2 separate regions of the Mus musculus genome follow, and region 2 is linked to region 1. The links are chromatin loops, found by intact Hi-C in ENCODE. Cell type or tissue: left cerebral cortex. All regions are shown on one strand. Links, peaks and the distances in the headings refer to the core of each region. The heading gives the core; the rest is flanking DNA. Region 1 holds the start of Hhip (Hedgehog-interacting protein). Region 2 overlaps Anapc10 (anaphase promoting complex subunit 10).

The links. Hi-C counts contacts between places; a loop is a spot of excess contacts. Peaks named below come from ENCODE experiments on the same cell type or tissue, not always from the same donor. Only the 100,000 strongest peaks of a DNase experiment are listed, where the experiment ranks them.
Region 2: it touches region 1 in a loop (4-fold over the local background); 4 of 42 quality-filtered maps call a loop at or near these places.

What each region holds. Positions count from the first base shown.
Region 1 is chr8:80,046,074-80,061,831 of GRCm38, reverse strand. It overlaps Hhip (Hedgehog-interacting protein), which reads left to right and starts at 3,824. Exons shown (of 13, transcript NM_020259.4): 1 at 3,824-4,595; 2 at 10,212-10,404. The coding sequence starts at 4,317. RefSeq lists an enhancer at 5,356-6,098. In left cerebral cortex, for the core only: no CTCF peak of the experiment used is centred there; DNase peaks (open chromatin) are centred at 3,777, 4,456, 5,924, 7,462 and 1 more place; H3K4me3 peaks cover 1,804 bases.
Region 2 is chr8:79,729,884-79,737,883 of GRCm38, reverse strand. All of the region lies in intron 4 of Anapc10 (anaphase promoting complex subunit 10), which reads right to left. Among named protein-coding and RNA genes, the nearest start is that of Anapc10, 22 kb to the right of the region's middle. In left cerebral cortex, for the core only: a CTCF peak has its summit at 3,393 (motif pointing left); a DNase peak (open chromatin) is centred at 3,383.

The DNA of each region.
Region 1 (15,758 bases), core at 3,299-11,298:
ATTCAAATGATTACGCTTGGGGCAGTGCCTTTATCTACAAAGGCATCTTGCTGGTCCAGGTACTAACTTCAGCACAGAAGTTTGACTAACAAGAAATAAATCCAGCCAGCTACCTGGCCGTTGTGCCAATTGCTATCCCTGAGCTATAACCAGTCTATAATTGTTAGATGGTCTCTCTCTCTCTCTCTCTCTCTCTCTCTCTCACTCTCTCTCTCTCTCTCTCTGTGGAGTCACACTGCAGTGTAGTTTGAATAGAGATTGATTTGAAATGACAAGGTCTAAAATTCTTCACGATGGGTGTACACTCTGATGTTTGTCCTACTGCTTACAATAAAAAGATTTTTTTTAACTCATTAGAAACATTCAGAAACAATCAACTCAAGTAAGATGGCTAATAGGTAATGTTTATTGAAAGTCGGTCACAGTTACCTATGACTGAATTAGACTCAAAAAGAGAACAATAGTGTTCCTGGATCTGCTACTTACAGCTTATTCACACGTGATAAAGTTTCTTATGGTTACCAAGAATGCATGGATGAAAATAGTTGCTGTATGTGAATTGCTTCTTAAACGAGGTATAATGACTGAAAATGACCCTTCTGACTTTGTCCAGGTGTGCAAATGGCTCTGCTCCCTTGTTGCCACCTCCAAGGAAGCTTTCTGAAGAAATACTCCAGTGTTGATCCTCGATTCCTAAGAAATTGATTCATCTGCTGTGGGTTAAGTTCCTAATTTGTCTTCTGAGGAAAAAAAAAATCAGAAGTTAGTTCACTTGTGAAACAGGAGTCAGTGCCTACTTAGAAATTCTATCAGTGACACAAGAAATAAGCGTAGTGTCCTGTAGGGGACAGAATTACTTGCCTTTCGTGATGAATTGTACACAGATCATTTCCAGTTGCACGTGTCAAGATAGAACAAGGGAAGTGATGTAGCTCAGTTGCTATGGTGGTTGCTTTGCAAACATGAAGCCCTGGGATGCTCTTTAAATTTTTTTCTTCGCTCATACAATACATCCTGACTGCAGCTTCCTCTCCCTCAACTCCTTCCAGTGTCCCTTTCTCTCTCCTCCAGTCCCACCCCCTCCACTCTCCACTCCCCACTTCTGTCTTCCCCCAGAAAAGAATAGGTCTCCCAGGGACATCAATTGAACATGACACAGATACAAAAAGACCAGGCATAAACACTCACAACCAGGCTAAGTGAAGCAATGCAGTAGGAGGAAAAGGTACCAAGAGAAGAGAAAAGAGTCAGAGACACCCTGAGTCTCATCCCCATGGTCACGAGTCCCCCCAAAAGACTAAGCCAACAACCATACGTAGAAGACCTAGTTCAGACTTTTGCAGGCTCCATGATTGCTGCTTCCGTCTCTGCAAGCTTTCATGAGCCCTCCTTAGTTGATTCCTCAGGCCATACTCTCCTGGTGCCCTTAACCCTTCTGGCTCCCACAATTCCTCCTCCCCTCCTCCTCTGGGTTCCCTGGGATTCCCTGAACTCTCAAGCTGAAAAGGAAGGGAACCAAAGGAGATTTCTAACCTGGGCTTGCTTTCTGCCTGATGTTTGGTTGTGGGTCTCTGCATCTGCTCCTATCAACAGCCTGAGACAGGCTCTCTGATGACGAATGGACTAGGTACCTGTCCATGAGTATATCAGAGTAGCCTCTCCTGAAGCCCTGGGATCTTATCTGAGCACTGCCTCAAGCAGGCATAATGGTCTTTGTTTACCATCCTGACACTAAGTATGTGGATGTAGGAGCATCACTAGTTCAAGGTCATTCTTAAAGGTCAGTCTTAGATACCAAAGACTTTGTCCTAAGAAGAAAAGAAGGAAATAACTTTGTCTCCTTTAGATCATTTATAAGTGTTCTGCCCCTTGACATTTAGGATCATACCTTATAACAGAATCATAAGTTTCTAAAACCCAGTATTAATTTACGTCAAGTGGGCTTAACCTGGAAGTGTTCAGCACAGAGTCCCTGACCCAACAGTATTAACATGAATTTATCACTTAGGAGTGGAAGCTTGAACACCTGACATATTTTAGAAGGATTTTCATTCTAGGAAAAGACATTAAGATAGAATTTAGGAATTAAAAACCTTAAACCCATGTAGACGTGTTCTGGGATCTGAATTACATGGAATTATGCCAGAAGCTTGTTTTTGATAGAACTCATATCAAGAGCTTCAAAAGTGAGACTTTTCAAAGTCTTAAAATCCTTAGTGTGATGTATTTGATATCCAAAGACTTGTAGGCAGAATGAATGTTAGCCACGGAAACCAGAGTAGTTTTCCCAGTAACAGGTCCACAGTGATGCAGGGCAGTCGTGGGGGTGGGGGGGGGGGGCGGGCATTTGCTTAAGCTGGGGGCTAGGCCAAATGTCTCTGCAGGCTTTAGGTTTATTCTAACAGGACACTTCTTTTGCTTTAGAAACTCCTAACTTCACACATAAAATGTAATCCAGCATCCAGGGACGAGGCTCACCCAGCCTCTGATAGCACTTGAAACGCCATCAGTTACCAGCTTCATCCTCCACCAACTTTCACTGGGGCTTCATGAAATCTGTTTCCAAATATGGTGAACATTCCTCTATTGCCAAAATGGGAAAAACAGCCTTATCCCCTCATCAGAAGCCATCTACAAGGAAATCAGCTTCCCTATGAAGTTCCCAAATAGAAAAAAAAAAAAAAAAAAAAAGCACATTTCACATTCCGTGTGCAGCTCCTGGGAGGTTTGTCCCAATGCCACGGGGCTCCAGTAAACGTGAAATCATAGCTCTTAATAATATGGACATCTTTCTAGAAATGCTCTAAGCAGAACTTGTCCAGTTAGGGAAAAGGGAAATTTATTTGTACTTATAGAGTTATGTGGTGCTTGTATTTCTATACTTTACATAGGAGATTAAATTCTTCCTCTTCTATATTTGCACACCAGAAAGTTTGTGCCCAGGGGTGTGTGCGTAACATGTACTTTATAAATGCACACAGTACAGCCAGTTTGAGATATCTACAGGTGTCTTCCAGACGACTTAGTCTGGGTGTACAGGTGGTCCCTTTAGGCCATCTTGCATAAGCCTGGAGAAGGACTCAGATTCAGCCCTCTCTGGGATACCCAACCCTTCTAAGCACATGTGTCTCTGTGCCCACTGCAGTACCTCCAAGAACTTCAGTGAGGACCTGTGGGTGGCCCTTTGCAAAAGTCTCCAAACCACCTCAGCCTACACAGAAACTTGCAGCATCTGGGTTCTTTCTCCTCTCTTAATCTCCAGGATCACTGAAGACCAGCAGCATTTGTCTATGCCTGCCAGAGAGGGAAAGGCACCGACAAGCTCCCAGACGCCAGCTCCAGCCCACTGACTGAGTCCATCCCTCCCTGGGCTGAGGGAACCAGACCTGGTGGGCAAAGCCAGGCAAAGATTCCTCCCTTCTCACCTCTCCTTGTCCCCCTTTACTCACACCATCTGGGAGCATCAGCCCCATCTTCTTGAGTGGCAGCAACGTACTTTCCTCCCAGGCTGGGCATCAATGGCCAGGCCACCCCCACCCCGGCACCGTTGCGTTCCAGGTTCCGAGCCCCAGAGGCTGGCTCGGAGGGCTCCCTCGTCCGTGTCCCCCCCCCCCGGCCCCCCCCCCCCCCCGGCTCCTCCGTCCCCGCCCCGTCGCAGCCGGAGGCCACCCTGGGCCCCGGCGAGCGCTAGCTCCTGGGCCGCCCCCTCCTCTCTCCCCCATCCCAGGCGGGGGCGCGCGAGCGGCGGTGACGTCAAGGGGCGCGCGGTGGCAGCACCTCCCCGCGCGCTAGTTAAAAAGAAGAAGAAAAGAGGGAGCGAAACATGAGAGGCTGTGTGAGAAGCTGCAGCCGCCGGCAGAGGAGACCTCAGCATCCTCGGGAGCCCAGCGCCAACCCTGCCTCCGCCCGGCCCGCTGCCACCACCGCCGCCCTTTCGGTTCCTGCTACTGTCTCACCTAAACAACTCCCATTCAGCGGACAAGCGAAGTTCTATGACTCTCTTCTCCTCTCCTTCCTCCTCTTCTTCCAACTCCTTCTCCTCCCACTTCCCAACCGCTGTGGAAAGCCCCTAACCCAACAGACGCTGGCAAGGCTGCGGACAAGTGTCATCTGCACTTTATCTTGCTGCTCCTACTGCCCTAAGGCAAAGTTGCATAGCTCTACATCTTTCTTTCCCAGCCACCTCCCTCTGCCCCCAAGAGCGTCCCGCCGCCCCGCAGCACTCTCCTGGAGCTGCGCCCTAGTGCCCCTGCTGGGCAGTGGCCTTTCCCCCACCCCATCCTCCCGCGTCCTGCCCTTGCTGCTCCGGGCAGACGATGCTGAAGATGCTCTCGTTTAAGCTGCTACTGCTGGCCGTGGCTCTGGGCTTCTTTGAAGGAGATGCGAAGTTTGGGGAAAGGAACGAGGGGAGCGGAGCGAGAAGGAGACGGTGCCTGAATGGGAACCCCCCAAAGCGCCTAAAGAGAAGGGACAGGCGGGTGATGTCCCAGCTGGAGCTGCTCAGTGGAGGAGAGATCCTGTGTGGTGGCTTCTACCCACGAGTATCTTGCTGCCTGCAGAGTGACAGCCCTGGATTGGGGCGTCTGGAGAACAAGGTAGGCAGTCCCCTGCCTCGTACGTGTAGCTTGCTGAGATGCTGATAACTGCAAGAGAGTCCAAACCTAAGTAGTTGTGATAACTTTTCTAAGGTGATTAAGTGTTTTGGGTGTGTGTTCTCAGCAGTGTGCAGATAGATAGCTCTTCCTGCTCTGGAGTCGGTTGTGGGGATGCTGGTCAAACTTGCCTATCTATAGAGAGAGACTTTTTGTGGTACCCGCGTCCTGGTCTGAGCAAATATTTCAAAAGAATCGAGATTAGCTGTATTTTGGATCAAATGGAGCACTTGGTGAGGTGAAACTGTAAATTAGGGTGGCTGTGGTTTCCGGTTTACTTTTCTGGGGGCAAAAAAGATTTGTTCAGTTTTCTCCACGTGCTCTAACTAGCGAGCAGATTGAATTATAAAGGCTCTCCGGGCACTGTTGGTTTATGATCCTAAACCCAATCTGAAGGGTCTAGCGTGCATGACAATGTGTTAAGTCAGGAGAAGGGAACTCCTGGTACTGAAGAACTTGGGAGATTTTGCTGGACCTTCTTACTCGGTGGTTTGTCCTTCTTGTATCGTGGATCCAGGTTTTCACTGGTACTCCGTAGTCTAGGAGGATCTTGTCTGGAAACTTATATTTCTGAGTGATGACATATGAACTTCCCATGCATGATTAGCTTATCCAAGAAGTATCTGCCCCGAGTGCAAGAGGTCACTGGTCTTGATTCTGCATCAGATTTATTTTTACATGGGATGCTGTGCTGTGTGCTGTCTGTGGGATCCTGTCATTAACAATCACTGCACGGGGAGATAAACAATCAGGTGTCTCTGCTTCCCCTCTCTTTGCCCATTTTAGGTTTAATTAAGAATTCCTGTTACAAGCCTGCAGTTGTCAAGGTCTGAGAGACACTTGGAAAACTTGTGCTCCACTCTTGCTGGCCCAGGCACTAAAAAAAAAAAAAAAAAAAAAAAAATGCCCAAGCTGAATCTAATTTTTATGCTCAGTTCACGGTAGATTTCACCCTATTATCATGTAAACAGCTCCTGCGAATCAACATATGTGTCTGGGTGGTACCTCTCACTTTGTTTTGTAACAAAAAGCCATATTGCATCATTTAATTTGCTCAAGTCATGCAAATAGGAAAAAAATCAATAGGACAAAAAGGGGTCGGCTTATCCTCCTCCCTACTAAACTGCTGCCCACACACAGCGCCCTGTTGCTTATGGCCAGGGAATAACAACACCGCCATTGTGTTTGTTAGTTGGTTCACTAATGGCTGAAACTAGAGAACATCATTCTCTTCCAGTCGCCAGCTCCGTCCAAATGTCCATGCCTTTTGAGGGAACGTTTGTCCGGCCCACTCTGTTCCCAGATGAGTGAGAGCTGTCTCGTGCGGGTTTCAGCTGAGGCTCCCTCTTTATTCTTACCATATGCAGCCGTAGTCTGAGATGGGGAGCAGATAGTCCAGCAATTTATTCACAACAATGTCATTAAGCTCCAGCCTCCTAATTGAATGAAGCAACAGAAAGAGCTCAGTCCTGAGCATCTTAAAGGCTTCTCCCGGGAGTCCCCACCCCCATCCTCAAGGGGGAAACTCAGAGAAAGGTGTAGAAATATTTACTCCCCATAAAGTGTCCCTGGGTGTCATGTATGCTGCGAATATGAAGAGGATTCGGAGCCCCCCTGCAGTGCTGACCTCTTCCAGAAACATGTGGAATGCAAACTTTATTCTATAGTGAGGAGAAGGGGCAAGAGAGAAGACTGGGGGAGCGGGGGAGGGGGGTGTATGGGGGGGGGTGTAGATTATAATCCTTAAGGGAAGATACATTAGAAAAAACCTTAAGGAAGATAATTATTTAGGCAAAGTCTGCTGTGTTAGCTGTGCATGTTCCTGTCTAAGCCCTTCCAATCTCCACCAGACTCCACCAGATTTGTTTGGAAAAACGTGCGGACCAAGTTGGATCCAGCAGCTTGTGCTGCTCTGTTGCAAGTGGTTTATAAACAATACTCAAATTGTTCAAGGCAGAGATTGGGTACAGCCATACCCGTAGATTCTTGACCTACGTTCTCACTTTTTAATAGTTTGTAAAACATGTTATTTTATAATAAACATCAGTGTCTCCCTTCCCCCCATAAGCCTTCCCGGATTATAATGTATGTTAGGGTTTCATTTTATAAATGTGCGTACAAGAGAGATGGAGGGCTATTTTAATGAGCCATTTGTTACTGTTATTTTTCAAAAGAAAAATACTCCCTGAAAAGATTTTTACATTTCATCAACTTTTCAAGACAAGTAGTACTACGCAGAGTGTCCTGAGGGAAGAAATTTCTAAGACAAACAGATAATGAGAAACTACTCAGCAGATTGAGCGTGCCTAACAAACGTGCTTTAGTGAGCTAAACATTTAGTTCCGTCTCTCAGACTTTATTACTATGTTCGTATGTTTGAATTCCTTGTAGGTTTTAATAATGTTATGTAATATATCATAAAGTTATGTGTTAACTACAATAACGCATAAGAGATGCCAAAATTTAGTAGGATGTGTTGTCTTAGCAAAATTGCTGCAGACCCTAAATACAGCATGCTAAAAGGATCTAATTCTCATTATACCCTATCAAAATACTCCAGTTCTTAAACTTAACTTGTAGTCACAGAGGAACAGCTTCTCTCTCTCTCTCTCTCTCTCTCTCTCTCTCTCTCTCTCTCTCTCTCTCTCTCTCTCTGCCCTGGTGGTTTCACAGCCAAAGCTGTCAAGGAATGGGTGAAAAGTAATTGTTTTCAAGTGTGCCCTTTTACAATCACTTGTTTGCTCTGGCCCTTGCAGGGACAAAGGCTATTGTTGAACACATCCAACTAAACAAATAACTCATCCCGGGGTCCCTTTAACAGCTGCCTTCGTACAATGATCTATTTACATATTAGCCTAAAATTGAAACTGAACTCTTTAATGACATAATCCAGCACCATAGTCCAGAGGCGCGTGTGTTCTGCCCAACAGCTGAACAGGCTTGCAGGCATATGATTTTTTAGAAATTGCTTTTCTGTGGACCAAGTGATCTTAAAGCGACATCTTAATATACTGTCATGTTTTTCTCCTTTTCTCCTTTTATGGGACCCACATGGGTTCTCTTTTACCTCTTTGTTTAGTTACTCGATAAATAAAGACAAATATAAGGGGGTCTCTGCCACCTATTTCTCTGCTGATAAGCTGTAGTCGTGGGCTTTCTGTAGACCCCAACTTATCTTACCTTTCTTGCATAGATTTCACTTTCCCCTGAGTAAAGATTAAAGGGAGAACTGCCAAATGTTATAGACTAGTCAGCCACAGCCTCAGTTCTTCCTAGGCTGGCTGTAATCATGTTTACAAGAGTTACACGATTCCCAAAGTATATTTAGCTAAGCCACTATAACTTGATGGCTTTGTACTTGGTTTTTAAAAATTGAAACCAGAAATTAATCTAAATTTCTTTTTAAGCTTCAGGGCAATGTCAGGCATAAAGTTAAGTACCTGTATGCCTGGCATGGACATGTTGGAGGGGAGAAAGAAAGAAAAGAGGGGGTAGCTCTCCTCCCTCTGCGCAGCACACCAGTACTCATGGGTCTCAACCACTGTTGTTACTTGAACTGAGTCAGTTTAATTGACTTCAGTAAGACTATTGGTTCATTGAAACCAAAGTCAGAATGATGGCTCTATCTATCTTCAAATAGGTGTTTATACTGCAGACCTCACACAGAGTAAAATGTTCCCATCCTGCTGGGCCGGAACAGCGTCAAACTTTAGCAAGAATAATATTCTACTTGATTTCAAATAATTTATTGAGCCCTATTTGTGAGACTTTTGATGAGGGATCTTGTGGGCAGGACACATTCCAAAAATTGTAAAAGACAAAATTCTTTAGGCACTAAAAGCAAGCTCTTCCTGAAGAGCAGCTAGGAGGGGACATGGGATCATTCTGTATTAGCTATTTTTAAAAAAAAAAAAAAAAGCAACACAGATCGTCTCCATAAAAGCAAAGGTAAGCACAGCCCAGTCTTCTGGGCACAGAAGAGGTGGCTTCAGTTCCCTGCAGTTGTTTAGTTCTTGGGGGTTTGCTATATGAGAAACAAACAGAACCAAGCTGTACACTGAATAGATCTTGTGAGGTCTCCAAGCTGCTCAATAAAAGACATTAAAAACATTCTTGGAATGCAAATTCTAAGTGTCTGGTGTATGTTTTCTTTTAGAAAACTTGGACCATTTAGTCACTTGTCACTTAAATAAACTGATAAAAATTAAAATGTAAATGCAACTATGATTAATAACTCTTGAATACTCTAAGTAGTTATAATATACACGTGATTTTTTTTCTGAACTAGAGTAGCCTCTTTAGACTCTGAAATACTCAGAGCAATTTGATTTTCAATCACCTTGTCCTTTAGGAATAGGTTTTCTTTTAAGACCCTTGTGATGTTGTAGTCCAGAAAAATACTGGTTAAGACCCTTGTGGTATTGTAACCCAGAAAAACACTGGCTAGATTATTTATCCAAATTAGCCTAACATGTAAAATAAATACCTGTTTTAAAGAGCCAAACATTTTTCCAAAGTTTCAAACTTTTAATTTTAAGGCATTGTTCCAGAGAAATACTCAAGGAGAAGTCTACATGGAAACATTATAAAATAAATACATGGTGTGGCATATTGTAGTGTGCACATGGGGAAATTAGTGCTTGATTTAGGTAGCATTAATTTTATTTCTCAGATATTATGCTAATACTATCCCTTATACTTGCTGAAGGCTTCCTCAATCAGGTTTTCAAGTGAACACTGATGCTAAGACCCGTACTACCTACAAGTTATTAACTCAAGGAATCATCAAGTCCTTTGAATTGATCTGACTGGAATAAAGGACATATCATTGAGTGAATAATGATAAAAGTATTCCTTTCCGCTAAAATTCACTACTCACTATACAAAAGCACGTTCATTTAACTCTATATCTATCATACATATAAAATGTCCAGGGAGCTAGCTATAAATTTTTTTCCTGGCTAAGATATAATGAATGTTAAAAATGAGTCTTAAGCCTATTTGGTTCAGCTTGGGGTATTTTTATAAAACACGAAAGGCAGTGCCCAGTGTAGTCTGCAGATTGAAAACAAGTAGAATCTTACCAGGATGCTATTTAAGCACAGTTTTGAAATCATATTAGGGGTTTTAAGAATTAAATATACTTTTCATTCATGACACAGATGAGCCATGTCTTTAAATCACACTTTGGACACACTTGGGTAAAGGTATCTAATTTTTAAGGTAAATACGATTCAATATATGCTCTGGGTCAGAGGAAATGGATCAAGCATCCCACAGTCTATAAATGTCTCAATTTTAACAGCAGAAGGACAGATCCACACATTTGGATTTGCAGTGACAAGAAGAGCTTCTGTGTGTCTTCCTCTGACCTTCATCTCCCTACTCTGGCCTCAGAGATAACGTGTGTCCTTCTGAGAAACTGTATGCTGTGACATAGTCACTCTTCCTCTCTGAATTAGACTTCTGTGCTCACATGATTGAAGGGCGGGGGAGAAAACCTGACAGAGCTCACTTTTGCATGACTAATGAGATGTGTTTCCGATTTGCGGCTTTCAGATCTTTTCTGCCACCAACAACTCAGAATGCAGCAGGCTGCTGGAGGAGATCCAATGTGCTCCCTGCTCCCCGCATTCCCAGAGCCTCTTCTACACACCTGAAAGAGATGTCCTGGATGGGGACCTAGCACTTCCACTCCTCTGCAAAGACTACTGCAAAGAATTCTTTTATACTTGCCGAGGCCATATTCCAGGTAAAAACCAAAACAAAACAAAAAAATATGACACAAAATTCAAACAAACAAACAAATACGCATAAGTTAAAGCATTACTACGAGCCCTTGTAAGGTCCCTGTCCTTCAAGGTTTGTTTAACGGAGTTGTAAATCATGCTTTTCCTTCTTATTTTACGTCATAACCAGCTTTCCCAAACTCTTCTTTTTTATTGCCGTGGAAGAGAGCACTGCAGTTTGAGCTGACAGACAGCACACTGGTTTTGTTCTAATGGGGTTAAGTTTCTTGTTAAGATCCTAAGTGGTAAAATTTTTACACATTGGATTATCAGCATAACTTTATACAGGCTGGGTTATTATCAGTAAAACCTTTTCTGTCTTTTCATTTTTACCCTCTGAATTATACCCCCAGCATCAACAGACATTTCCTGTTAGAACCTTTATTTATTTATTTATTTATTTATAACCTACCAGCATGAGTAGGAAGGTCTCTCCCTCTAATATATAGCCGGCCCAGAATAAGGGAGCACCAGTGGCTTTATAGATATTTCTTTGGATAAAGTGTGAGTATGAATTCCCAAAAGTGACATCTAACCAAGCATTTCACATACAGTGGCTAATTCATGCCTTAGAAACCATGCAGTGGGTAGAATGCTGAAGTCCTGTCCTCTAGACAGAGAGAGAAACTGAGCCCCAACTCTCCTGCTTAATCAATGCTGTACGATGAGAAAACAACAGACTTGTTGTGAAGCTCTTCTGCACAGGGTGTCACAGGACACCAGGTTGCCATCACATTCCAGACCCTAATAAATATAGAATTAACACGGGCACCATCAAAAATTTATAACCTGGGATGAGGGCAGCTCAGTTGGCAAAGCACCTGCCACAAATGCAAGAGGGGCCCAGTTCAGATCCTCAGCATCCATGGGGGGGTGGGGGGGGGGAAGGCGCACATAGCCATGAGCATGTGTAACGGGAAGGGAACGCAGACACAGGCAGATCCCGGGAGCTTGCTTGAGAGTAGGTGTCTGTATGGTTCAGTGAGATGGAAAGGGATTGAGGAAGATACCCGACATTAACCGCTGGGCATTTCATATGCACACATGCACACACACATACACTACACACAACAGAGGCACACACACATTTATAAATTGTGCAGATGTCATTTTAATTAGAGAAATAAACATGAAGGAAGAACATAATTTAACAAGACAGGTTCTTAGTACAAGTTCACACGTAAAAGTTCATACGTAAATCAATCCGATGAACCATTTATAAAACTAAATGGTATTTAAGAAAGAGGCAAGCCTGCGTGCAGCAGGCTGTGACTCAGGTGGTTCTTGGAAAGTGCTATACACATCTTAGTACTTTTCAGACTCACAAAAAATAGAGAAAAAATTGATAGAACTCTCTTATAAATAATAAACACTTTAGGTCTGTTTGCTTTTGCCTATAGCGTGATATGTACCTAGCTCTGTCTGGATGTGAGAATAGTATTGTTTTTATAAACTGTAGCCATGTTTCTGACTTTTCTTAAACTAGCTGTTTCCCTTTTATCGCATTCCTCAACACAAAGTGGAACTGCTCACAGTAGCTCCTTGGCCCACAGAGAAGTGATAACAGATTGGAAAGCCTGGGGTTTGTGGCAGACTTCCTGCCTTTACAACCATTAGCTGAAACTGATACCAGCGCTTGGCATCTTCTTTTAACTTTATCACTTCATAGCAAATGCAGCATGCTAGATCTACAGACTCCCCCATGGTGGTCTTTATACAGTCGAAGTTATTTTAGTGTTGACAATAGCAAAACAAGTCTACAAGAGCAACCGAAAGATAGAGCCCAGCAAACCGCCCTGGGCCCGAACTGCAAGTGCGTCACTTCCCAGATCAGCGTATGTGGTGACGAATGACACATTTATTTTTCTACAAAGTTTGTGTATATGTAAAGCTGCTGAAGTGCATCAAGATGTCAAGTGCTCTTCTCGGCCACCCAGGCTGCCTTGAAAGATAACCACATGAAAGCTAGGCTCCAGAGGTGGAGAGAGCCTGAGAGTGCTGCGGAGACCCAGGGAGAGCTTAGCGGCAAGCCTTAGAGGGACAGCCTTTTCTTAGGTCACAAGCTGATAGGACTTTTAAATACTTGATCCCGAAGTGAGTCATAATAGCACACACTCCTTGAGGCGTTTATGGTCATTGATTTATTAGCCGGTCTGAGTTCTAGCAGGTAGGGTACCATTTCCTAAGGTGCGATGAACAATGAACGAAGCACAAGTCCTCCCAACCAGCCCCTGCCCAACTTCTGGCTCACTGGAGCTTTAGAACGGATTACAAAGACAACTTTGTAATCATTTCCCCTTAAGTCTACTCTCGGGTTTACTCCTCTCAGAAGTCCAAAGCCATGGGAAACAGCAACTTTGAGATTTCATTTTATAGGAAACTGGATCACGGCATCTCAGCTGCTCCTACCAATGCCCTCTTCTTTCTACAAATCAAAATCTCGAAGAGGACGAAAACCTAAGAAATGTGCTTTGTAAACATTCTGATAGATAAATAAAATCAGGATCTATTTATTTCCTAAAATGTAGAAAAGAGATTTAAAAGCAGTAAAATTGTGCATTTCTCTAGACTGTCAATCAAAATGTTCTCCACTTGTGGACTCACTGAGAAAGGCAATTTCTTAAAATTTCTTCAGTGCCAAAATTGCATACCCTGTGGGTCTTTCTTTGGTCTGAATGAGCCGAATGGATACTTTGTGTTCATTAAAGCTGGTATAATACACTCTGAGAAAGGCACATAGAGGCATCCAATGGCATTGCCTTATTCTTTGTACCTATTATTGTAATGATTTTTATCACTTCTAGACAGTCATGTCCCAGCAGTCAGTTCCAGCCGTGTGAAAGGTCTGTACCCAATTAGTTCAATTGGTTTAATCCTGTGGCTAATGAGGCCAAGGTCAAGGGTTTGAGTCCATTGAGTTTCCCCAGTTCTGACTCCATCAGATACCTAACACATGTGTCTTATTAGTCCCAGGGAGAAAGGCTGGAAGTACAGAATGGACACATGGAAAGCCGTCCTCCCAGGGCCTCAGAGGTTCCTCCCCTTCTTCCCAGGCCTCAGCAGCTCCTCCCCTTTCCAGTATCACGATGGATGAACATAGGGGTAAAAGATAACGTCTCAAAAACACATAATGAGAAATAAACTGGAAAAGTTAGTACAGTCTGGGGAGTATTTCCCAGGCCAGTATTTTTATAGGATGCTGTATGGAATAGAGGGCTGGATTCACCATCTTGGAAAATGGCTATGAAGTCTAAATACTTGATTAGTAACCAAGGGTTTAGCAAATACAGCTAAAAGAATACTCAAGTATCTCTGCATTTGTAGACCTGAGCAGTGTGGTGATTCAGGCCGAGCTAAACACATACCTTCAGTCAAAGGCTCTCCAGTGAATTCCTACAACCAAAGGTGTGTGCTTGGCCAAAGGGATCAGGACATCTAAATATACAAGTTTAAGAAGATACTTTCTCCTTTAATGCTAAGATATTCTATTAGAAAATTATTCTCATTTTCTAATATTTATTCCCAGTATATACTACTCTTAAAAGTGAAAGCAGCCATAGTTTCTTTCATTTATTAATTTCCTCTCAAAATGGTACAAGTTTGTAAATACCCAATTGCTTTTAAAGCAAACTTCATTTTTGTTTTAAATTTTTACTCAAACAGACTTACTTTTAGTACTTTTAGTTTTCAACTAGGTGCTCGCCACTGAAGACTGAGAGGAGAAATTTATGTTTTACAGTAAATTCCCAAAGATGAATAAACTCTCTGTTCCCTTCTGTATCTGATGGTACCAGATTTTCAAAGGAAGAAGACCTCCTCATTGCCCCTACTAAAGAGCATCCTCTGGCTCCTTTCCCATCCTCTGCATCCCTGAGGGCACACACAGTACCCTGCATACCTGTGTGCACACATCTTCTGAGGACACACACAGTACCCTGCATACCTGTGTGCACACACCTTCTGAGGACACACACAGTACCCTGCATACCTGTGTGCACACATCTTCTGAGGACACACACAGTAACCTGCATACCTGTGTGCACACACCTTCTGAGGACACACACAGTACCCTGTATACCTGTGTGCACACACCTTCTGAGGGCACATACAGAAACCTGTATACCTGTGTGCATACACCCCTGAGGGCACACACTTTTTCTGGCCTTCCCCATTTCCCAACAGCCTTAACAGTAATTGCTCTTGAAGAGTCTCTGTCAGCAATTTAAGGGTAATATATTTCACCCAAAAATGAAGTCAAAATGTATCCCATACTTTATCACATGGGACACTTTCACCCCAAGGTTGGTTTGTTCGGAGGTTTGGGCTGAGCCAGGTCAAGCTCACTGGAAGAGAGCTTTGAGTGTCTTGCAAACTCTATCAATAAACCTTGCTTGGCTGAACTCCAAATCTTGTTCTTAGAAATTCTTTCAAAACCTGAATTTGTTTTATAATTTTTAAACTCCGACTAAATTACCTGATGCTTTCATCCCAAGACTAGCAGGCAAAGTGAAAAAATCAATTCGTAATGTAAACAAGAGAACTTCACTGTAGTAAAGAGAAGTGGGTGAGAGGCCTTTTTCTGGATCACTAAAGACTCTTGCCTGAGCTGACTCTGATAAAAACAGATCAAGCAGAGGTTTCATGTACATATTTGCTTGTTTGCAGTGTTAATATCAAGCCTGGGCTTTGAGTTGCTGGGCAATTACTCCAGCACTTATATCCTTAGCCCAGATCCTGATAAAAGCGTACTTAGAATACAGATGCAATCTTAGTGACAAGCATAATAAAACCAGGATCTTATTACCTCAAATATAGATGTCAAAATTTTCTGTATTTTCCCTCTGGCCTAAAGCTTTTAATTTCATACACAAGGATAGCTGTACTTATAAAAGTTCTTGCAGGCCCCGGGGCTGGGGGAATGATTCCGTCAGTAAAGTGCTTGCTATATAACGGCCAGAGATCAATCCCCAGTATACACGTAAAAAGCTGAGCACAGAGGCGTGAGGGCTAACCCCAGAGATGTGGAGAGTGAGACAGGAGGCTCCTTAGTGCTCACTAGGTAGCCAGTATCATGGAATTCTGGAACTTCACGGTCACTGAGAGACTGAGGAGTAGGACAGTCAAGGAAAACACCAAATGCTGGCTTCTGACCTGTACACTTACATCTGTGCTCACACGCATGCGCGTGTGGACACACACAAACCAATTTTAATATAACATGGAAAAAAATCTTTATTTTACCACCTGCTTAGTACATCTGTTGTGTAATCTATCATGTTTTTGTTCAGGTGGGTGTCAGTTTGTCTTCTTAAGAAGA
Region 2 (8,000 bases), core at 1-8,000, 320 kb after region 1:
TTCCATCCCATCTTCTTTCATCAGCACACTAATTTACAACCCCAGCAGTATATTAGGGGACTATTCACCTTCATAAACAAGCCATCTCCTTTATTTCTCTGATAATTATAGTGAACTGATATCTACTGTGACTTTGATTGGGGTTTCTCTGACAGCTTGTAATGTGTAGGACTGCTTCATGGATCCGTTAAACTTCAATGTCTTTTTATTAGTTTTGTTCTTGGAGCCAAGGTTACCATGTAGCCCAGGATGGCTTCCTAGTGTTAGTATGACAGATGTGCACGAACACCCACCCGCAGCTTTGTCTTCTTTTAAGAAACATTCATTGAAGTATACAGTCAGGTTTGTACTTTTTAATTGGGCTGTGGTTTTGTTGATTGCTTAGCTGCTTTGGGTGTATTTGTTTTGTGTGTGTGTGTTTTTAGGGTTTTTCGTTTTTGTTCTGGTCTGGTCATAAGGTCCATAAGGTCCTTAGGCATTCTGAACTAAGCCTTCATCCACGTGCATCGTGGGTTCATTTCCCCTGTTTTATAGGCTGCTTTTTCATTCTGATGATATCTTCCCATTGTTATGAAGGGTTTTTTTTGTTTGTTTGTTTGTTTGAGGTAACCCTATTTGTCTAATTTTTCTTTTGTTACCTGGGTATTTGAGAATATTAACAAAAATACAAACAAAAAACCCTTGTCCTTTTCACTATCCAGCCTAAGGCATTCCCCATGTTTCACAGTTTCAAGTCTTATATGTAAACTTTGAGATGATTTTTATATATGGTTACATACGAGAACTGAGTTCTAATCTTCTGTACATAAAAACTAATTTTCCCAGGACCATTTATTAAAAACACATCTTAAGAAAGTCAGTATGAATAGAGTTGACATCAATGGATACTGCCTTTCATCTCAATATTACTCTAATTATAACAGTAATGTTATCTTAACAGAAGAATTGATCTATTACACACTTCTGTCAAAGTACCATATATGGATTTACATAGCTGTGCTACTGACATAAGACAAGTAGACACATACATGGAAGAAAGAGAATTACCACAACAGCTCTCTAGGCATTAAAAGACTATGTCAGGTCATCTCTTTAAAAAGGAGGAAAAACAAAACACTTGGTAACAGATTTAATACCTAAAGATGAAAACAAGGCTTAAAATTCACTTAAATGCTCAAGCTTACAGCCTAGAAATTTTAGAAATAAAATATTAACAGTGAACCAAAGGGTGAATTTCAAATATGCTGAAAGAATTATATTAAGTTAGCAAGCTTTTTTTTTTTTATTCTTTCTTTTCTCTTTTCTCTTTTTGTTTTTTGTTTGTTTTGATTTTTTTGTTTTGTTTTGTTGGGGGTGGAGTAAGTTTTAAGACAGCTTTTCTCTATGTAGCCCTGGCTGTCCTGGAAATCTCTATAGACCAGGCTGATCTCAAACTCAAAAATCTGCCTGCCTCTCCCTCAGTTCTGGGATTAAAGGCATGTGCCACCACCACTTGGCTGCAAGCTGTTTTTCTCACAAGAGTTTAGAAACAACTTTGAGTGCCTTCAAGGTATGTATAAGAAATTACATATCAGTTTCCTATTAAGCACAAAAAGTTCTACAACAGTTTTTAAAAGAGATATAATTAACAAATTGTTAGGTGTTGTTGAATATTTTCTAAAATGTTTAAGTAGTTAAATCAACTCTAGTATTCTTTGTTATTTAGACAAGAAAAATCTTAACATATTATTTTCCTTTCACAGAGAAAAAATACTAAGCAAAACATAATGTTAAAATACAAAAGATTTACTAAGCAGTCGTAGCATACACCTTTAATCCCAACACTCAGGAGACAAGCAGAGGCGGATGGATCTCTGAGTTTGAGGCCAGTTTCGTCTACAGAGTAAGCTCCAGGATAACCAGGGGCTATATTCACAAAGAAACCCTGTTTTGAAAAACAACAACAACAACAACAAAACCCAAAAGATTTTAAAATTCAACAACAGTGCCTTTTTTTGCAAGCTCTTCCTGAATATCAGTAAACCTGAAAGACACAGATGCAATGATACAGCAGAAAGGAAATTAAAACAAAGACTGAAATAAAAAATTCTCACTTCTGTCTAGAGAATCTCTTTTGTATATACAATTTTTGCTTATAGAATCTTAATGCCTTATAAAATTTCCTTAAATAAAAAATTGCAAATCTTTAAAAATAAAGTGGGTGGCATATACTTAAATAAAATCTGTTGGAAAAAAAAAGAAAAGAAAGAAAGCTCAATTTGGCCCAAGTCAACGTTCTATCAATAGAAAGTTCATTTTCAACCCCCTCAGTTATACAGAATCAAGCACACATTGCTGAATCATGGAGATCCTTCTGGAGAGTCCTCAGCAGTGATAACAAAGGTCTAGCTACACTCCATAACTGAAGTGAAGGAAGATCATGTTAAGGCAGTCATTTGTTCTTCTCACCTTCAAATCTTAAGTTACTACTTCACGACAGTGAGGTTATAGAAAATGAATATTTAAAATAGTTTAAGCAGACACATACTTTCTAGAAAAAGAGAAAGGAACCCTACTAAAATACTTCAGTACGTACTAAAGCCCCTCACAGACAGAATCCATGGGAAATATAAAAGAATGACTTTTCGTTCAGTTAAAGCAATCCTATAACTTATGAAAGGAAGGCTCCAAAACCCTCATAAAAGTTCAGTGTCTTAATTACTTCTTAGTATCTGAATTCACAGACTTCTCTCTTTTTAAATGAAAGACAAGTGTTGGAGAAATGTTTTTTTAAAAATTATGATCTACTTCATCTCACAAAATATTACCTGAAACTTTTTGAACATATAAAAGATAAAAGTAAATATAATAAATTACCTAAAGATGTATAATTGAAAGTACAAATTAAAAGAACATCCAAAATTTGTGATTCTTTAGTGAGAACTATACAAAACACATAGTAAAGTTATTCAGGAAAATAGTTGAGCCTCACCTGGCAATCCTTAGGAATACCTGGTACCATGAGGCCATGTCATCACCATACATAAATATAGACGAGACAACTAATAAGCTACCTATAAGACCTCCTGTTCCAAACAGCTAATGTTCCAGCATTTAAATAAAAGAAGCAAAGACCAGGTATACCCCAAGCTCCAAACATCATTTAAAGTTTCTCCTATTAGCCTCTCAAAAGAATTTTGTACTATCCAACTTACAAGAAAATACAAGACATCTTCATATACACAGAGATCTTGTATGAGGATTTACACTTCCCAAAATGCATCAAAGAGTTTTTCAATGTGAATACATTCTAGGAAAAAAACTACAACTAAGGCAGCTACAGTCGAAGCCTTCAGCTGATGACTAGAAAATAGGGCTACAAAGTAAAAGCCAACAGTGACATCTAGTGGGCATTCAAGCACAATACACCAGACCAAAGTATTTCTAGTGTGCATGAGGCTCATACCAGGACAACTTTTAGCTATAACCCCAAATGAGAAAAGCTTATCTCACAAAGAGCTTGTCAATATGAGCAGTCCATTTTGATAAATACGAGCCATGTAACAAATCATACAATTAAATGCTTTAAGTCTTTATAGCATGAGACACTGATTAAGTGTACTGCATATAAAACTAAAAGATGACAATCAAATATAACTGTGATTTTAAAAATCAAGATTATTTTGAATTAGAAAGCATTAGAGAGAATGAAAAAACTAAAAAGAGGAAAGTAACAGCATATACATACAAATGACAAGGAGGGTGTCTCAAAAAACAATCAAGTCCTGACATCAGCAAGATGGTAAAATGGAACTTTGTAAAACCTGTCAATTAGACCAACCACACAAAAGTACCTTTGCAAACCTTAGTAAGAAGCCAGGTGAGATTACAGAACCTGGGTATGGCAGTAGAGGGTAGTTAAGCAGAAGAGGAAGGAGAGTTTGGCATCACTCGTGTCACTCATCCCACAATGCCAAGCAGCACAGTGAGAAATGTCCTCTGCCTAGCCATTGCCTCAAATCCCAATGTGGAGGCCAATCCAGGAAAACCTAGAATGAGGAGAGGCATCTGAGTATGCCAGTGCCCATGGATCAAGCTTGTGTGTTTAGGGACATATTTTTAGGCTGCAGATCTGCCTGGTATACTCTGGCTCTGGGCCTACCCCATCACCAAATTAGTCCCCAGGACTGAGTCCCTAGAGTTAGTGTACAGGCAATTCTGCTGACCTGCCTTCAGTAACCCAGTAGCTACCTACCTACTGGGACCTGGCAGCCTGATTTAAAAAAAAAAAAAAGAAAAGAAAAAAGCCGGGCAGTGGTGGCGCACACCTTTAATCCCAGCAGAGAGGCGGAGACAGGCGGATTTCTGAGTTCAAGGCCAGCCTGGTCTGCAAAGCGAGTTCCAGGACAGGCAGGGATATACAGAGAAACCCTGTCTCGAAAAACCAAAAGAAAAAAAAAAAAAAAAAAAGACCTGGCAGCCTGATGTTCCAGATATGTGCAGTAAATAAAAGGACCTAGCTGCCACTACAACTTGCTCTCTCCGGATAAAGGCTACCTGACACAAAGCTACATCAGTCCCCATAGACACAGCCTCTGGTTGTCCTTAATAAAAACAAGCTCTCCTACTGCTAAGACACTAACTGGACTTACACACCAGCTTATCTACTGGAACCAGGCCAACCTATGGAGGACTCCAATGGCAAACAGACCCATGGATCACATCAACTGTTCTCAGAATCTCTAGATGGGCTGGTTGGTGGTGGGCTTTCCCAGACAGTCTTCAAAGACTAGAATAATTTCCTTTTTCAAGAACCCAGAGAGTAAGGTCATGCTAAAAGAATCAAGAACAAGGGCTGGAGAGATGGCTCAGCAGTTAAGAGCACCAACTGCTCTTCCAGAGGTCCTGAGTTAAATTCCCAGCAACCACATGGTAGATCACAACCATCTGTAATGGGATCCGATGACCTCTTCTGGTGTGTATGAGGACAGCGACAGTGTACTCATATACATTAAATAAATAATATAAAAAAAATCAAGAACAATCCATGAAATATTAACCAACCAAAGAAATGAAAGAAAGCACCACTTACCGGGTTTGAGTAAATGCAGTGTCCTAAACTGCCTGAAATTCAAATTAAATGCTTTAAGAAAACTCAAGAAGCTTTAAGAAAATAGAAATAATTTTAAAATATAGTATAATAAATAACCAAAATAAGAAAGGAGTATAAGAAATGGAAGTTGGATTTTTTTTTAATGAAACAAATTCTACAGCCAAAAAATACAATGAATAAAAATTTTAATGCATAAGAGCAGAAATAATCTAAAGAATCCATGAAATTATACCACAAGAGAAAAAGAAAAGAAAAATCTGGAAGAAAACTTGCCAAATCTATGACAACTTAAAAGAAAGGCAGGTTATGGAAGCTCAAGTAGAAGACAAGTACCAAGTTTATTTAAGGAACTAAGGAAAGGCTGGAGAGATGGCTCAGCAGTTGAGAGCACTTGCTGTTCTTCCAGAGGACCAAACTTTTGATCCTGCCCTCAAGTTCAGTGGCTCACAACCCCCTGGAACTCTAGTTCCATAGGACCTAACACTCTCCCTATACATGTGTGCATACACTAACAAAAACATACACACACACATATAAAGAAGTCATTCACATTAAAAGCACATCAATTTATAATTTTTAATATATAAGAACAAAAGTTCTTTCCAAATCTGAGGAAAGACAAAAATCGAGGATGAAGAAGGCCACATATCCCTAAGCAGATTCCATAACAGCGGTGACAGAAGCACTTGGCTGAGGTGGCTTTTCAGTGACACAGCTGCTTTCGGAAGTTACCCCAAAACTCACTGATCACTAAGCTAGACTTAGATGGAAATGTTTATTCAGTGTATCCTCAGTGCCCTACTGTCCTGACTAGTTTTATGTAAACTTGACACACACTAGAGTCATCAGAGATCAGGGAACCTCAACTGAGAAAACGCCTTTGTAAGGTCAAGCTATAAGCAAGCCCATATGGGAATTTTCTTTTCTTTTTTCTTTTTTTTTTAATTTTTTAAAATTGGATATTTTCTTTATTTACATTCAAATGTTATCACCGTTCCTTGTTTCCCCTCCAAAAAACACCCTCCCCCTATTCCCTTTCCCCTCCCCCAACTCACCAACTTACCCAATCCCACCTCCTGGCCCTGGCATTCCCCCACACTGGAGCATAGAGCCTTCTCAGGACCAAGGGCCTCTCTTCCCATTGATGACCGACTAGGCCATCCTCTGCTGCATATGCACCTGGACCCATGAGTCCCACCATGTGTACTCTTTGGTTGGTGGTTTAGTCCTTGGGGCTCTGGGGGTACTGGTTGGTTCATATTGTTGTTCCTCCTATGGGGCTGCAAACCCCTTCAGCTCCTTGGGTCCTTTCACTAGTTCCTCCATTTGGGGACCCAGTGCTCCGTCCAGTGGTTGGCTGTGAGCATCCACTTCTGTATTTGGTGAGGCAATGGCAGAGCCTCTCAGGAGACAGCTATATCAGTCTCCTGTCATCAAACACTTGTTGGCATCCACAACAGTGTCTGGGTTTGGTGATTGTAAACAAGATGGATCCCCAGGTGGGGCAGTCTCCAGATGGTCATTTCCTCAGTCTCTACTCCACACTTTGTCCCTATAACTCCTTCCATGGTTTTGTTCCCCCTTCTAAGAAGAATTGAAGTATCCACACTTCCTTTGGTCTTCCTCCTTCTTGAGTTTCATGTGGTTTGTGAATTATATCTTGGGTATTCTGAGCTTCTGGAAATTTTCTTAATTTAGTGACTGATCCAGAAGGCCCAGCCCATTGTGGGAGCTGCCATGCCTGGTCTGGGAGTCCTGGGTTCTACAATTAAGCAGGATGAGTGAGCCATAGGGAACAAGCCTAAGCAGCACTCCTCCATGGCTTCTGTATTACCTCCTGCCTCCAGCTTCCTGCCCTGCTTGAGTTCCTACCCTCACTGCATTCAAAGATGAGCTGTTACATGGAACAGCAAGCAAACTAATACTCCTCAAGCTGCTTTGGTCAAACATAGTATTTCATCATAGCATAGGAACCCTAACTAAAACACCTACCTAGTATAAATGGATATTTGTTTCTCTTGTTTTCTCCAATAAAACATAATGATTCTATATTAAAAGGCATACATTCCTTGCCATCAAAACAAGCCATAAGGTAGGTAAGTAAAAGTATGTAATCAAAGATGAGTTATTAGTTTACAGTAAGAAACTATTAAAACCATAATTTTTTTTATATAAAACATGTGGTAATCACAAAGCTCTATGCAAAAGACAAAGACTAAGCTCAACATACATGGGGAAGTTACCTAAGCAAAGAGCCTAATGTGATCAGAAGGCAGCAGTATACAGAGGACTAAATGCTTCAATCAAATACTGAGTGGCTGGGGCACAGCTAGGGCTCAATTGAGTACATGCTGCCTACAAGGTGCTGACCTCATAGTGCAGAACATACAGACTCAAGAGTGAAGGGACAGAAATGACATTTCATGACAGTAGACACAGAGAAAAATGCTCCTTACTTTGAAGGAGTAGAGCTATACAGATGCATGCATTTGTAAACCTCATCAAATAATATACTTAAAATTTGTATAAAAGTATGTTTCCCTTAAAATTAATATTAAGTAAATACTGGTAACACTTACTAACAATCTATCAAGCTCCTATATCTGAAATAAAGAGGATATAGTAAACAGTGGAATCTCCATCAAGCTGAAGTCTAAACGTATCTCCTTCCTTGATAATTGATTCAATGGGAGCAGGCTGAGGACCTGGCTAGGGGACCACCTTGAGGAAGATGAGTTCACCATTAGATAATGTACATTTCCTTCCCTAGTGCAGCCTCTAAAAGTTGATGAGGTTTGTCTATGTCTCCCTTTCATAGCCAAGACCTTCTCTTCTGCCTTTGTCTTTCAGATCCTGGCTGGAGCCTTAGCATGCTCTCCCTGGTTCCGGGCTTCTTTACTCTTTCTCT